Regions from separate parts of the Homo sapiens genome. Here region 2 is linked to region 1. A link is an interaction called in ENCODE POLR2A ChIA-PET data of the cell type or tissue named here. Cell type or tissue: PC-9. All regions are shown on one strand. Links, peaks and the distances in the headings refer to the core of each region. The heading gives the core; the rest is flanking DNA.

What was found. Peaks named below come from ENCODE experiments on the same cell type or tissue, not always from the same donor. Only the 100,000 strongest peaks of a DNase experiment are listed, where the experiment ranks them.
Region 2: POLR2A ChIA-PET joins it to region 1 with 11 read pairs; 1 of 35 experiments calls an interaction of 5 or more read pairs at or near these places.

What each region holds. Positions count from the first base shown.
Region 1 is chr3:125,647,987-125,655,734 of GRCh38, forward strand. No RefSeq gene overlaps it. Among named protein-coding and RNA genes, the nearest start is that of OSBPL11, 56 kb to the left of the region's middle. In PC-9, for the core only: no CTCF peak of the experiment used is centred there; a DNase peak (open chromatin) is centred at 3,445; H3K27ac peaks cover 791 bases.
Region 2 is chr3:124,874,548-124,882,295 of GRCh38, forward strand. The region is part of intron 1 of ITGB5 (integrin subunit beta 5); the gene reads right to left. Among named protein-coding and RNA genes, the nearest start is that of ITGB5, 8.9 kb to the right of the region's middle. In PC-9, for the core only: no CTCF peak of the experiment used is centred there; a DNase peak (open chromatin) is centred at 4,364; H3K4me3 peaks cover 482 bases; H3K27ac peaks cover 3,296 bases.

The DNA of each region.
Region 1 (7,748 bases), core at 1,412-5,411:
AGCTCTCCTTTGTTTCTTCCCAAAAAGCCTAAGAATGTAACCCTGGACCAGGGGACTAGCTACGGAAATGGATAGGAAAGGGCAGGCTCACAAAGTGAGGGGAAAGGGAAAAAAAATCACAACATTATCAAAAACATCGTAGAGGGTGGACATTAGAAGCTATCCAAGGCCAACTTCTCATCTGAAGGAAGTAATGATTGCTAACATTTTGGGGGGCTTTCTTCATGCTAGGCTACTCTAATTGCTTTAAATTTATTAAGTCATTTAATCCCTCAAACAGCCACATGAACATTATTGGCCCCAGTTTATAGATGAGGCAATAGAGGTTAAGCAATCTGCATTTGCCTGAGGTCCCAGGTCGTGAATTGTGGGATCTGTCTACCCTTCACATTCGCAACTAAGTCAGCTAAGTCCCTTTGACCCAGTTCTCACATTCTTAAGAGCAGAAGGGCCATTTATAAGACAAGACCTTGGGGCCAGGGACAGTGGCTCATGCCTGTAATCCCAGCACTTTGGGAGGCCAAGGCAGGCGGATCACGTGAGGCCAGGAGTTCGAGAGCAGTGTGACCAACATGGTGAAACCTTGTCACTACTAAAAATACAAAAATTAGCCAGGCGTGGTGGCAAGTACCTGTAGTCCCAGCTACTCAGGAGGCTGAGGTACAAGAATTGCTTGAGCTGAGAGGTAGAAGTAGCAATGAGCCGAGATCGCACCATTGCACTCCAGCCTGGGTGACACAGAGAGACTTCATGTCAAAACAAAACAAAACAAAACAAAACAAAAAACAAAAAAATCAAAAGGAATAAAAGATAAGGCCTTGGGTAAGCATAGGCATAGATGTAGAATAAAGGTGACCAAAAATAAATAAATAAATAAATAAATAAATAAATAAATAAGTAAAAATAAAGAAAAAGAAAAGATAAGGCTTGGAGACACCTGCATTCTCCTCCAGCTGAGATACTGTCCACCCTCCAGGTCTGCTGGATCATGTGGCCACATGATGCCAACGTTGCTGGCAATGTCCATAAGGAAACCCTTTCTGAATATGATCCAGGAGACAGGCACCATCACCAGCCCCTGGCATGCAATAGCCAGAATGAAGATGCTGCTGGTCACTCTGGCCTGTGTGAAGCACACCAACTTCCTGTGGCTCATGTACATCAGCGAGGTGGTTGATGCCTGTCATCCCACACTTTAAGAGGCTAAGATGGGAGGATGATTTGAAGCCAGGAGTTCAAGACCAGCCTAGGCAATATAGCAAGATCTTATCTGTACAAAAAAAATTAAAAAATTACCTGGGCACTCTGGCATGTGCCTGTAGTCCCAGCTGCTTAGGAGGCTGAAGAAGGAGGGTCCCTTGAGCTCAGGAGTTCAAGGCTGCAGTGAGCCCCGATTGTTTCACTGCACTCTGGCAAGAGTGACAGAACAAAACCCTGTCAAAAAAAAAAAAAAAGACAAAACTCTGTCTTACTAATATTACTCTGCTTTTTTTTGAGACAGAGTCTCATGTTGTCACCCAGGCTGGAGTGCAGTGGCACAATCTCATCTCACTGCAACCTCTGCCTCCAGGTTCAAGTGATTCTTATGCATCAGCCTGCCAAGTAGCTGAGACTACAGGCACGCACTACCACGCCGGGCTAATTTTTGTATTTTAGTAGATACAGGGTTTCACAATGTTGTCCAGGCTGGTCTTGAACTCCTGGCCTCAAGTGATCTGCCCACCTTTGCCTCCCAAAATGCTGGGATCACAGGCATGACCCACTGCACCCAGCCTAATATGACTTTGGTTAAGAAAGAAAAGAAAGACCATGGTTATAGACTGAATATTTTTTCCCCTCCCCACAAATTCATGTTTGAAGCTCTAACCTTCAATGTGATGGTATTTGGAGATGGGGCCTTTGGGAGGTGAGCTTACTCACATATGTGCACTTTCTCTCTCTTTGCCATGTAAGAACACAGGAAAAAAGCAGCTGTTTGCGAGGAAGACAGCCCTCATCAGGAACTAAATCAGTTGGCACCTTGATCTCAGACTTCCAACCTCCAGAACTGCGAGAAATACATTTCTGTTGTTTAGGCCACCCATTCTGTAGTATTTTGTCATGGCAGCCCAAGCTGACTAATATAACTACCATTAACAGTCTGAAATTGGGCCAGGGACAGTGGCTCACACATGTAATCCTAGCACTCTGAGAGGTCAAGGTAGGAGGATACCTTGAGACCAGGTTCAACACCAGCCTGGGCAACATAGTGAGACCCACATCTCTATTTAAAAAAAACAAATCAAACAAACAAAAAGAATGGTCTGAAACTGGGGCTATCCAAGCTGAACATTGAAAGCACTATAGCTACAGCAAAGAAGTAGACTATTATTTAAGGCAATATTATGAGTTCAGTCTCTGCTTGGCTCAGAGAGGAACTGTAAACTCCTCTTTGCCATTGGTGGCCTTTAGGCCACACATCACTGGTGTTGGCAAGATTGCTTTCAAACAGATTCAAAATGGATTGCATATGATTCTAGAGGGTCTAGGGTCATTTAATAAAGGTGCTGCTATGCACATGCTTGAAGCTTGGTGAGTTGTTTCTTTAATTCTTATTTATAGCAGATGGTGAATAGGTCTTTGCTGAGAGCCTCATACATTTAAATGGGATGAGCAAAGTAGGTGAGGAAGATAGAGACCCTCATGTGATCACACTCGCCTCACTGGCTGGGACTCTCATCCTCAACATTTCCTTATGTTGAACAGAAATTCACTTTCTATGGATCAGGTCTGCATTTTGAAGGACACAGAGCAAAGGACCTTCTCTTCCCACTGACAAACCTTAGAATTCTGCTCTTAAGGCAAAAAAAAAAAAAAAAAAAAAAAAAAAAACGACCACCAAACTCATTCTCTCATATGCCAGTTTCCAGGCTCCCATCATCCTGATCAATCTGCTCTGATTTCCAACATTCTTTTAAAAATATGGCACTAGAAATGGAAAGCTCTTTTTTCCAGTGGCTCAGGAAAGACAGTCATGCTGCATGCATTATGTCTGAGCAAAGCAGAGGGAGAAAGAAATGGAGATGATTTTAAGGAAGTAAGCTGAAAGACTAAAAGACGGCATCAAAGGTGGCATTGAGAGTACAAAGAACTGGGAATCACGGCTCAGATGTAAGATGATTGGGGGCTTGCTATGTCTCCGAGTGGGAAACAGGAAATACAGACCGGGAGGAAGAATAAGAATTAGGATGAAAGGTATAATTTAAAGGGTCTTCAGCCTGGATATAGGAGGTGGTGGCGAATCCATTAAGGAATGGGGAAAACTCTTATCTGTGGAGTGTCTAGGATAGTCAGGCTGTATCAGATGTTTTCTTGGCATTAGCGTAATCTGATCTTCCCTACGATCTCATAAGGTAGGAATTAACTGCCCTCATGAGGAGGGTGAGGCTGATGAAAGTTAAGTAACTCACCCAGGGCCATCCAACTACTAAGTGGAAGGGCTGGGATTCCAACTTAAGGGAGTTCTCAGGGAGCGTAATGAGCACTTCAAGAACTTGTTCCCAAACCAGTGGTGTCAAGTAAAAATTGCAGAGGAGTGGCAATGTGCGAAGGTTTCCCAGGTGGCCTGGAGACTGCAGACTTAATGCTTATGAAATGGAAGTCTATAGTTTGTTGGTAGTCTGGATAACACAGTGTACAGTGGTTAGAAATATAGGTTTTAGAGAGACCTGACTACAAATCATAGCTCTCCCCCTTGCTTGTACGTTCATGGGCAAATTTTCCCACTTCTCTCTTAGTTCCTTCATCTATAAAATGCTCTTAATAATACCAGCATTGAAACATTGTTACAACTAAATGAGATCATCTATATAAGCAAAATGTATGTAAAGTGTATTTTATATATGAGAAGTGTTGAATGTATATGCATTCAACAAAGGGTAGCATTTAATTTTTTTTTTTTTTTTGAGGCAGAGTCCCGCTCTGTCACCCAGGCTGGAGTGCAGTGACATGATCTCAACTCACTGCAACCTCTGCCTCCCGGGTTCAAGCGATTCTCCTGCCTCAGCCTCCTGAGTAGCTGGGATTACAGGTGTGCACCATGCCTGGTTGATTTTGTATTTTTTTTTAGTAGAGACAGGGTTTCATCATATTGGCCAGGCTGGTCTCGAACTCCTGACCTCGTGATCTGCCCGCCTCGGCCTCCCAAAGTGCTAAGATTACAGGTGTGAGCCACTGCGCCTGGCCCAAGTGTAGCTATTTCTTCTGTGCAAATTATTCATTTTTCCCTGGCACTTGACCTCAAGTCTCTTTTTAAAATGAGTAATAGGTGTGGTGACATTATAATGTGTCACCTTGCCTAGATTGAACTACATTTCCCAAAATTCCCTTCCCGGCATGTTTCCAGTTAGGATGGTCTGCAGAGAGATTTTTGTGGGAGACTTTGAGGGCAGAAGTGAAGCAGCAGTCATTGTGTAGCTCACACACTTTGTCATTGAGTTGCTGGCCTGCTTCACTGGTGTGAGCCAAAGCCAGGCCTGCAGCTGCCTCTGACTTCTCCTCCAGCATCTCTGACTTCTGGGCTAGGTGTATGTGTTTAGCTCTGTGACGAAAGGTCTCAGCTTCAGCAGGATATCCACACCGTCAAGGTCAGAGCCACAAGGATTGACAGGGCTTGCATTCCCTCCCTGTGGTCCATGCTGGTTTTCTTCCATGTCACCTCCAGCTTTCCTCCAAATGGCCTGCCCTGAGGACTACGTGTCTTAGTGAGGGTTGCCAGATTTAGCAACTAAAAATCTGGATGGCCAGGCAAATTTGAATTTCAGTTTAACATGAAATAATTTTTTAGGGTAAGTATGTTTCTCTGAAATTCAAATTTGACTTGGTATCCTTTTTTTTTTTTCTGTCTTCCCTAAATCTGGCCACCCTAAGAGAATAAGAGAATAAGCATCTTGAAAAAGGTAAGCTTGCTGGGCAGAACTTAGTTGAGGCTGGTGACTGAATTTATGATACCAACTAATACCCAGCCAAGTGCTTTTCTCAAGCAGGGCTTAGCTGCCAAGGTGTAAGTAAGGCAGAGGCAGAGCGCTGGGTTTATCCACAGGTGGGATTTTGCCAGTTAAGACACACAAGAGAATTTGCGGCAGGGTTTCCAAACTTGAGTTTGCAACTGCATCACCTGGAGGACTCCTTAAAACAGATTTCTTAAAACAGCTAAAATTATTTTTTTTTCAGACAGAGTCCCGCTCTGTTGTCCAGTCTGGATTGCAGTGGCGTGATCTCGGCTCACTGCAACCTCCACCTTCTGGGTCCAAGTGAACCTCCTGCTGAAATTATAGGCACCCACCACTACGTCTGGATTAGTTTTTCTTGTATTTTTTGTAGAGATGGGGTTTCACCATGTTGGCCAGGCTGATCTCGAACTCCTGACCTCAAGTGATCTGCCCGCCCCAGCCTCCCAAAGTGCTGGGATTACAGGCATGAGCCACCGCGCCTGGCCTTAAAACAGAAGTTTTGATTCAGTGGGCATAGGGTGGTGCCCAAGAATTTGCATTTTCAATGCAACTGGTCCAGGGACCACACTTTGAGACTCCCAGGGGTAGACTGAAATGGGGGGACTTCAGTATCTAAAATAGCTAAGGGGAGACAGTAAGGCTTGGAGGAGGCTGATGGGGCACATGGGCTATGTGATTGGGAGTACATATGCTTCTTGTCTTCACAGTGAGCAGAAGATTGTGCTGGTGAACTTTGAGGGGTTTTGTGTTTCCTCCTCTCTATCTTTTCTTTCCTCTGTCCTAATTTTGGATTCTGTCCTTCCTCTAATACTGGCATCTGCCTCCCTTTTAACCAGGCAATTTTTGAGAACGCTGGTGTCATAAAACTGTTGTCTCTTCTGATTTGTGAGAAGCTAGGCATCAAAACAAGTGAAGGTGGCCGGGCATGGTGGCTCATGCCTATAATCCCAGCAATTTGTGAGGCCAAGGTGGGTGGATCCCTTGAGGTCAGGAGTTCAAGACCAGTCTGGCCAACATGGCAAAACCGCATCTCTACTAAAAATACAAAAATTAGCCAGGCATGGTGGCATATGCCTGTAATCTCAGCCACTCGGCAGGCTGAGGCCTAAGAATCGCTTGATCCTGGGAGGCAGAGGTTGCAGTGAGCCAAGATCATGCCACTGCACTCCAGCCTGGGTGACAGAGCTAGACTCCATCTCACAAAACAAAACAAAACAAAACAAGTAAAGGTAACGAGGCCACAACTGGTAATGACTGCTCTGGAAAAAGCATCCAAATTATTACTATTTTTTTCTTTCTTCTGAGAAAGGGACTAGGAGTTGAAAGGGCAAAGAAGGACGGTGCAAAGAAAGGCAAAGAAAGGTGCAAAGAAGGGCAAAGAAAGACGTGGTGGCTCATGCCTGAAATCCCAGCACTTTGGGAGTCCAAGGTGGATGAATCACCTGAGGTCAGAAGTTCAAGACCAGCCTGGCCAACATGGTGAAACCCCGTCTCTACTAAAAATATAGAAATTAGCCAGGTGTGGTGTCAGGCGCCTGTAATCCCAGGTACTTGGGAGGCTGAGGCAGGAGAACCGCTTGAACCTGGGAGGCAGAGGTTGCAGTAAGCCAAGATTGCACCACTACACATGGGCAACAGAGTGAGACTCTGTCTAAAAAAAAAAAAGAAAGGGCAAAGAAGGAAAACAGAGAAAGGAGAAAGGAAGCCAGGCTGTTGTTGCTAGGTGAAGATCTTCAGAAGCCAAAATATTCCCCTTAGGAATCTTCATTGCCAAGTCCTTTCTAAATCTTTGGTTATTTCATGGAACAACTCATTTTGTCCAGTTCTCAAAGGAATTTGGCCTTAAGTGCAAAGGACCTAAACTTTATTAAGTATATACTATATGATAGTTGCTGACTGTTACTTTCCATGGGAAATAGATGTGCAAAATATGAAAAGTGTTCCATTTAAGTATGTAATTTTTATTTCTTTATGCTTTTATGTATCTTCTAAATTTTCTACAAGTATGATTTTCCTTTACTTATTTTAAACTTTTATTTTGAAATAACTTCAAATTTACAGAAGAGTTACAAAGGTAGTACTGACAATTCTTGCATATATCCTTTACTTTGACATCTTACATAACCATGGTACATTTATGAAAACCAAGAAATTAACATCTGTACAATACTATTAACTAAACTACAGATCTTGCTTGGATTTCACCAGTTTTTCCACTTATATCCTTTTTCTGTTCCAAGATCCATTTCAGGATAGCACATTGTAATTAGTGAATTTCTTCTATAATTAAAAAAAAAAGGCGTATGTCTTCTCCCTTTCTATCAGGGCATTCCTTGCTGTTTTAGCAAAGGAATAAAGAGGAAAGTGTCTTTTATTGACCATGGAGTACAGGGGATACATGGAGATAGACATCTCTTCGGTAAACCAAAAAGGAAGTAGGAGGAATTTTAAATAAGTATCATGAAAAATCCACATAAAGTCTAATAATATACACACAAAAAATACTTATGGCCCTATGGTAGGTGGGAAAAAAAGATAAAATACTTGGTTTCAAGATGTAAAACTATGCAGAAACCTTTTTTTGAAATGAATATATATTTTAAATTATGGAATAATTTTGACACATATATCTCTATATCAAAAAGTGTTTTCACAGATAGCTTCTTTTTAATTTTTAGGGCTGGTTATTTGTGTTTTCCTAAGAGGTCTCAATGTGCTCAGAAATGTCACTTTTTAGATTCTACAAAAAGAGTGTTT
Region 2 (7,748 bases), core at 1,948-5,947, 770 kb before region 1:
ACAATCTTAAGCAAGAAGAACAAAGATGGAGGCATTGTGTTACCTGATTTCAAAATATACTACAAAGCAACTGTAATTAAAACAGCACAGTACTGGCATAAAAACAGACATGTAGACCAATGGAACAGAATAAAGTGCCCAGAAATAAATCCAGGCATTTACAGTGAACTGATCTTCAACAAAGTTGTCAAGAACACACAATGGGGAAAGGCCAGTCTGTTCAATAAATGGTTTTAGGACAACCAGATATCCATATACAGAAGAATGAAACTGAACTCTTATCTCACACTATATTTAAAAAATCAACTCAATATGGTTTAAAACCTTAAATATAACACCTGAAATGTAAAACTACCAAAAGAAAATGCACGAGGAAAGCTCTCTGGCATCAGACTAGGCAATGACTTTTTGAATATTATCCCAGAAGCACAGGCAACAAAAATGAAAATAGGCAAATGGAATTCTATCAAACTAAAAAGCTTCTGCACAGCAAAGGAAACAATCAACAGAGCAGAGAAACAACCTACTATATGCGAGAGAATATTTGCAAACCACACATCTGATAAGTGGTTAACATCCAAATACATAAAGAATTCAAACAACTCAATATTAAGAAAGCAAATAACCCAGTTACAAAAATGAGCAATGGGCCAGGCACCGTGGCTCGCACCTGTAATACTAGCACTTTATGAGGCCGAGGTGGGTGGATCACCTAAGATCAGGGATTAGAGACCAGCCTGGGCAACATGGTGAAACCCCATCTCTACTAAAAATACAAAAATTAGCTGGGTGTGGTGGTGCACCTCCTAATCCCAGCTACTTGAGAGGCTGAGGCACGAGAATCACTTGAACCCAGGAGGCGGAGGCTGCAGTGAGCCGAGATAGTGCCACTGCACTCCACCCTGGGTGACAGAGCAAGACTCTGTCTCAAAAAAAAAAAAAAAAAAAGACAAAAGCCAGTGCTAGCAAGAATGTGGATAAAAGGGAACCAGGGAAACTCTGTACACTGTTGGTGGGAATGTAAATTAGTACAGCTATTATGGAAAATGATATGGAGGTTCCTTAAACCAGAAGTACTATGTGTTCCAGCAATTCCACTTCGGGGTATATAGTCAAAGAAAATGAAATCAGTATGTCAAAGACATACCTGCACTCTCATGTTCCTTGCAGCACTATTCATAACAGCCAAGATATGCAATCAACAGACAGATGAATAAAGAAAATGTGGTATTTTTAAAAAGTGGTATACACATACAATGTAATCTATTCAGCCTTAAAAAATTGAGAAAATCCTGTCATTTGGGACAACATGGATGAACCTGGAGGACACTATTAAGCGAGGCACAGAAAGACATACTGCATTATGTCACTTATACGTGGAGTGGAAAAAAACTGAACTCAGAAATACGGAGAGTAAAATGGTGGTTGCCATGGCTGGTGGGGTTGAGGTGGGATGGAGAAAGGCGAGATGGTTAAAGGGTACAAAGTTCCAGTTAGAGAGAATGAATAAGTTCTGGAGATCTATTGTGCAGAATGGTGAAAATAGTTCATAATAATGTATTGCACACTTGAGAATTGCTAAGAGAGTAGATCTTAAATACTCTCACCACACAGACACAAAGATAACTATGGGAGGTGATAAATATGTGAATTAGCTGGATGGTAGTAATCACTACAAATATATACATATAATAAAACATCATATCATATACTGTAAATATACACAATTATTTGTCAACTACCTCCATAAAGCTGGAAAAAGAAAAGAAAAATTTAAAAAGTAAAAGAGAAGAAATGCCAAAATAGGGGTTAAAAAAAAAACAAACCAGTATCTTGCAACTGGAACATTTCCCTAATTTGCTAATTTTAACTCCCTGCTTCTCCTTTGTCACTAGCAGTAAAAACTCACAGAAATCGCAAACGGCAAAACTGCTGACTGGCAGAGGGGTGGGTGCAGGAGGTGGTGGTAGGGGAAGGAAGCTTTATCATGTCACCCCAGGGACTTTAGAAGGAAGAAATACCAATTGGCATAAGGATAGTAGCTGGGACCAGAGGGAAGGGAGAAACAGGCAGAAGCTGAGAGGCTAGGAAGAAAGGAAGAGAGGCTTTGAGAACCCACAGGGGGTGAGAACAAAGGTTTCCACCAGCCCTAACCCTGAACCCTAGGCCTCCTCATCCTTATCTACCTCACCCAGGGAGGCCTACAGCAGGAGGATCTGAGGCTGCTGGGACCCACCCACCTTGCCTGACCTCACTTCAGCAGGAAAAGCCATCCAGGGCCAAATGTGGACGAAGAAGGTCTGAGAACACAACCTACTGGGAAGCTGGACCTGCCTGTGTATGTGCTGACAACCTCCTAATTTTAAATGAATTCACTCACTCAGTGAGTTTTCTTTTCTTTTCTTTTTTTTGATTTCTTGTTTGTTTTTTTTTCTTTGTTTGAAACAGGGTCTAGCTCTGCTGCCCAGGCTAGAGTGCAGTAGTGTGATCATAACTCACTGTAGCCTCAAACTCCTAGCCTCAAGTGATCCTCCCACCTCAGCCTCCCAAGTAGCTGGGACTCCAGGTACACATCACCACACCTGGCTAATTTTTTTTTTTTTTTTTTGTGGTGGAAGACAGGGTCTTGCCATGTTGCCCAGGCTGGTCTCAAACTCCTGGGCTCAAGTGATCCTCCTGCCTGGGCCTCCCAAAGTGCTAGGATTACAGGCGTGAGCTACCACACCTGGCTCACTTAGTGATTTTTAAATAGGCACTTAAGCCTTTAAAAACAAAAGTGTGTGCAGGAAAAGAGTTGCAAAATGTCAGTCCCATTTTTTGGTCAAATCCCCGTACCTGTCAGCAATCACTATCTGCAGGGGAAAAAAAATAAATCTAGAATGAAAGTAACTTTGCTCCTCCTCTCCTCAACCTTATCAAATACAAACTCAGGCTCGTTGTGGCATATCCTTTTCTTTGATATATAAAATCATTTTCATAAAATCATGAGATTATAGCACCTTGGGGCTAGGATTGTTTTAAGATGAGCTAGTCAAGTTGCCTCTTTTTATAGATGAAAATGTAAGATAATGAGAGTATGTGACTTGAAACAAGGAGCCCTATCTACAAAAAAGAGGTCAGACGGGGTCCTGACCAGCAAGTGCCCACATGGGATACCTGCCTGGTGGTCCCTCTGCCATCTTGGATGTAGGGCTGGTGTGACCTGCTGAGCTCTAGGGTCCTCTGGAGATCTGTAACAGCCCCTTTATCAGAAAGGAATTTGAGGTCAAAGGCCTCACGTAGGACTCTGATCAAAGCCACATAATTTTTTTTTTTAGACAGAGTCTTGCTTTGTTGCCCAAGCTGGACTGCAGGGGCATGATCTTGGCTCACTGCAACCTTGCTTCCCAAGTTCAAGTGATTCTCCTGCCTCAGCCTCCTGAATAGCTGAGATTACAGGCATATGCCATCACGCCTGGCTAATTTTTGTATTTTTAATAGAGATAGGGTTTCAGCATGTTGGACAGGCTGGTCTTCTGACTTCGACTCCTGACTTCAAGTGATCTGCCCACTTCAGCCTCCCAAAGTGCTGGGATTATAGACGTGAGCCACCGTATCCAGCTTCAAAGCCACATACATTTGCAAACAACACTTTATAATTACCAGAGCCTCATCATGAGCTCTGGGAACTTGGGCTGGAGGTCCAGGGCTCAGGACAATAAGAGCTCCTCAATTCTGATGCAGATCAGACTGAGCTCTGGTCTTCTGGTCCACCAGCCTAAAAGCCCTTACTTAATTGGACACAATACCAAAGAAACTCAAAGGATGTGATAGTCACCTGGTATGAAAACATCATGAACAACTGTAAAACAATTTGTCATATAGCATTACTAACTGTTTCTGTTATTATTAAATATTCACATGGAAAAGTAAAGTCGTTTGTACTCAAAATGATTGCCCTAAAATTCAGTTGCTGTTGGGACACATTCAAATTCAAGAAACTCTGCACTTAACACACCCTAAACGCTGAGCACTGGACTGGGGGGATGCTAGAAATGCACAGGTGAATGACCTACCAGCCCTTGATGTCCAGGAACTCACAGTGTGCCGGGTACCAGGTACCAGACAGGTACTCCAGGATCCAAAACCACAGGCTGTGTGCTGGTATGTGTAATGTCAGACTCACTCCCTTTGGCATCTCTCCTCTCTCCACCTATTAATATTTCAGAGTTTGGACTTTGCTGGATGAGTCATTTGGCACCAATAAGCATTTTGAAAAGGAAGGAAGCAATGAATAAAAAACTAAACACACGGAGTTCACAAATGTCAGTGTTAGGTCTAGGTCATGGAAACAGGAACTAGCAGCCCAGATGATAGCCACATCTCATCTTCTTTGCTGTTTGCATAGTGACTATTCCCAGCTCGGTGGCAACTCCATGTATCTCTTTTGCCTCACGTCTCTGAAGCCCAGTGTTTACTGCAAACTGTAATCTAAAAATATGTTCTTCCAAAATTCACTGACTCACCCCTGTGTTTCATCAATCATTCAAGGAGCCACCGCATCCGGTTGATCACTCCTTTCAAGATGCAAGAAATGTTTATCCTAAGCCAACCCTTCCTGTCTGCAACCTCTAGCCCCAACAACCCAAGCCAGGCCCTCTGGTCTAAATTCCTGCCATAGCCTCCTGGCTGGCCTCCTTCCATTCAGCCTCTCTCCACTTCTGTACACCCCATGGGTCCAAGGTCAGACAACTACTACTAAAACATACATCTGCAGTTGGAATTTCCTGATCCAAAATATTCAGTAGGATAACAGAAGTGAATACAGAAGCTGAAATGGCCTTTCTGCCTTGAAGATGGCAATGCCCTGGAATGCTTCTCCCCACACCCTGAACCAGGCCCTCACATTTGTCACACAATGGACAAAAGAGTCCCAGTATAGACTCCAGCAACTAAATAGCCATATGTCTAAATGTTACCATGAAATGCAAATATGCCCTAGGAAGGTTCTATCCCAGCAGTTCTCATTCAAGACTGCCTTTATGAACATCAGACATCTGCACAACACTCAACAATACCAGCCTTACAGATCTGACTTCTATTTTTAAAACACCAATTCATATAATGGAGTGCTAGACAGCTATAAAGAAAGAATGAGCATGCTCTCTGTATTGACAGGAAGCTTACCCCAATACATCGCTAAGTTAAAAATAAAAAGCAAGATACATACTGTGTTTTGTGCTGCCTCTGAATAAAAATGAAAGAGGGATATTCGTAACATATCCATAGAAACCCTCAGGATACATAAGAAAGCTTATTAGCTTTATAATAGGAACTATATAGGCACAATTTATTTAGAAAAGGGGGTCACAGAAATATCCCACACTGATGGGCAACAAGAAAGAGAGGCTTCTCGCTTGATATGAGTTATACTTTTAAAAATTATGGGACTATATTACCTATCAAAAGGTATTTTTTTAAAGAGGCAATTGATTACCTCTATGTTCTTCTTCCAAAATCACCTAACTCTGTCTAATCACGGGAAAAAATCAGAAAATCCCAAGAGGGGGATGATCTACAAAATATCTGACCAGTGCTTCTTAAAACTGTCAAGGTCATAAAAAACAAGGAAAAGACTGAGAAACTGTCACAGCCATGGGAACCCAAGGTGACATGACAACTCAATGTATTGTGGTATCTTGGATGGGATCCTAGAACAGAAAAAGGACTTAGGTAAACACTAAAGAAATCTAAACTGATGGACTTTAGTTAATAATAACATATCAATATGGTTCATTAATTATAATAAAGGTACCATACTAATGTAAGATGTTAATAATAGGCAAAACTGGGTGTGAGGTAGATGGGAACTCTTTGCACTATCTTCTCAATTTTTCTGGAAATCTAAAACTGCTCTAAATTCTTTGAAGGCTTTTTTAAGGGCCAGGCACACTGGCTCACTTCTGTGATCCCAACAATTTGCAAGGACCAGGTGGGAGGAGCAGTTGAGCCCAGGAGTTCAAGCTACAGTGGGCCATGATCACGCTAATGCACTCCAACTTGGGTGACAGAGCGAGATTCTGTCTTTTTTTAAAAAATAAATAAATAAATAAAAGAGACACCGGGCACAGTGGCTCATGCCTGTAATCCCAACACTCTGGGAGGCTGAGGCAGGCAGATCACCTGAGGTCAGGAGTTCAAGACCAACCTGGCCTACATCGTGAAACCCTATCTTTACTAAAAATACAAAAAATTAGCCAGGCATGGTGGCACGTGCCTGTGATCCCAGCTACTTGGAAGGCTGAGGCATGAGAATGGCTTGAACCTAGGAGGCAGAGGTTGCAGTGAGTCAAGATCACACCACTGTACTCCAGCCTGGGCAACAGAGTGAGACTCCATCTCAAAATAAAATAAAAAAGAAAGGGAAAAAGAAAAGAAAAAGTACATATGTAAAAGTTTGTTTGTTTGTTTGTTTGTTTGAGACAGAGTCTCTGTCTCCCAGGCTAGAGTACGGTGGTGTGATCTCAGCTCACTGCAACCTCGGCCTCCAAAGTTCAAGCGATCCTCCTGCCTCAGCCTCCTGAGTAGCTGGGATTACAGGTGCACACCACCATGCCTGGCTAATTTTTGTATTTTTAGTAGAGACTGGATTTTGCCATGTTGGCCAGGGTGGTCTCGAACTCCTGACCTCAGGTAATCTGCCTGCCTCGGCCTCCCAAAGTGCTGGGATGATAGGTGTGAGCCACCCTGCCTGGCCAAATCTTTTAAATAAAGTTTTTCTAAGCCCATTAAAATCCTGGGGTGAGAGAAGGGATCATCTGAGTACCAAGCATTGTGGCTGTGTCAGGGACACAGGTAAATAAGACCAGGGCTATTAACCAGGTAGCAGGTGAGACAGACCAGCTGCAGCCCCCAGTCTCTCTAATGGAATGGGCCATGAAAGCAGGAGGAGGAGGAGATAGTTCTGCTCCACCCAGGGATGTAGGGAAGGAGAACAGGATATACTGGGTATAAAAGATCAGAGGACTTGTTCTGTCACTTATTGGTTATGTGACCTAGGGCAAGTCACTTAACCTTTCCAGGCCTCAGCTTCCTCATGCAAACAACTCAGGGAGTAGACCAAATGGCCTCCATACCAGCTCAAAAAATCCTAACACAAAGCCAGGAGTGGTGGCTCATGCCTGTAATCCCAGCACTTTGGGAGGCCAAGGTGGGCAGATCACCTGAGGTCAGGAGTTCAAGACCAGCCTGGCCAACATGGTGAAACCCCATCTCTACTAAAAATTAAAAAATAAGCCAGGTGCGGTGGTGTACGCCTGTAATCCCAGCTACTCGGGAGGCTGAGGCAGGAGAATCGCTTGAACCTGGGAGGCAGAGGTTGCGGTGACCAGAGATTGCACCACTGCACTCCAGCCTGGGCAACAGAGTGAGACTCCAATTAAAAAAAAAATCCTGACACATTCCAACAGAATCTCTTTCTCCCAGGATGTTTCTTCCTAACAAGCCGCATGCATAGTCCCTGACTTCAAAGCTAGCTGTGGAAGGCAACAGGGAGTTGAGGACGGGATGCATCGCCCTCTTCACCTCCCAATTACCAAGATTCAGGTTCATCCATTATTCATTCAACAAATATGTGCCTGGTGCTGTTGTAGGCATGGAGGATACAGAGATGAATAAAACCAACAAGACTCCCTTATTCACGGAGCTCACATCCTGGCTGGGGGAGAATTCTACTTAGGGGAAATAGTGAAGAAGATATGTAGTTACAT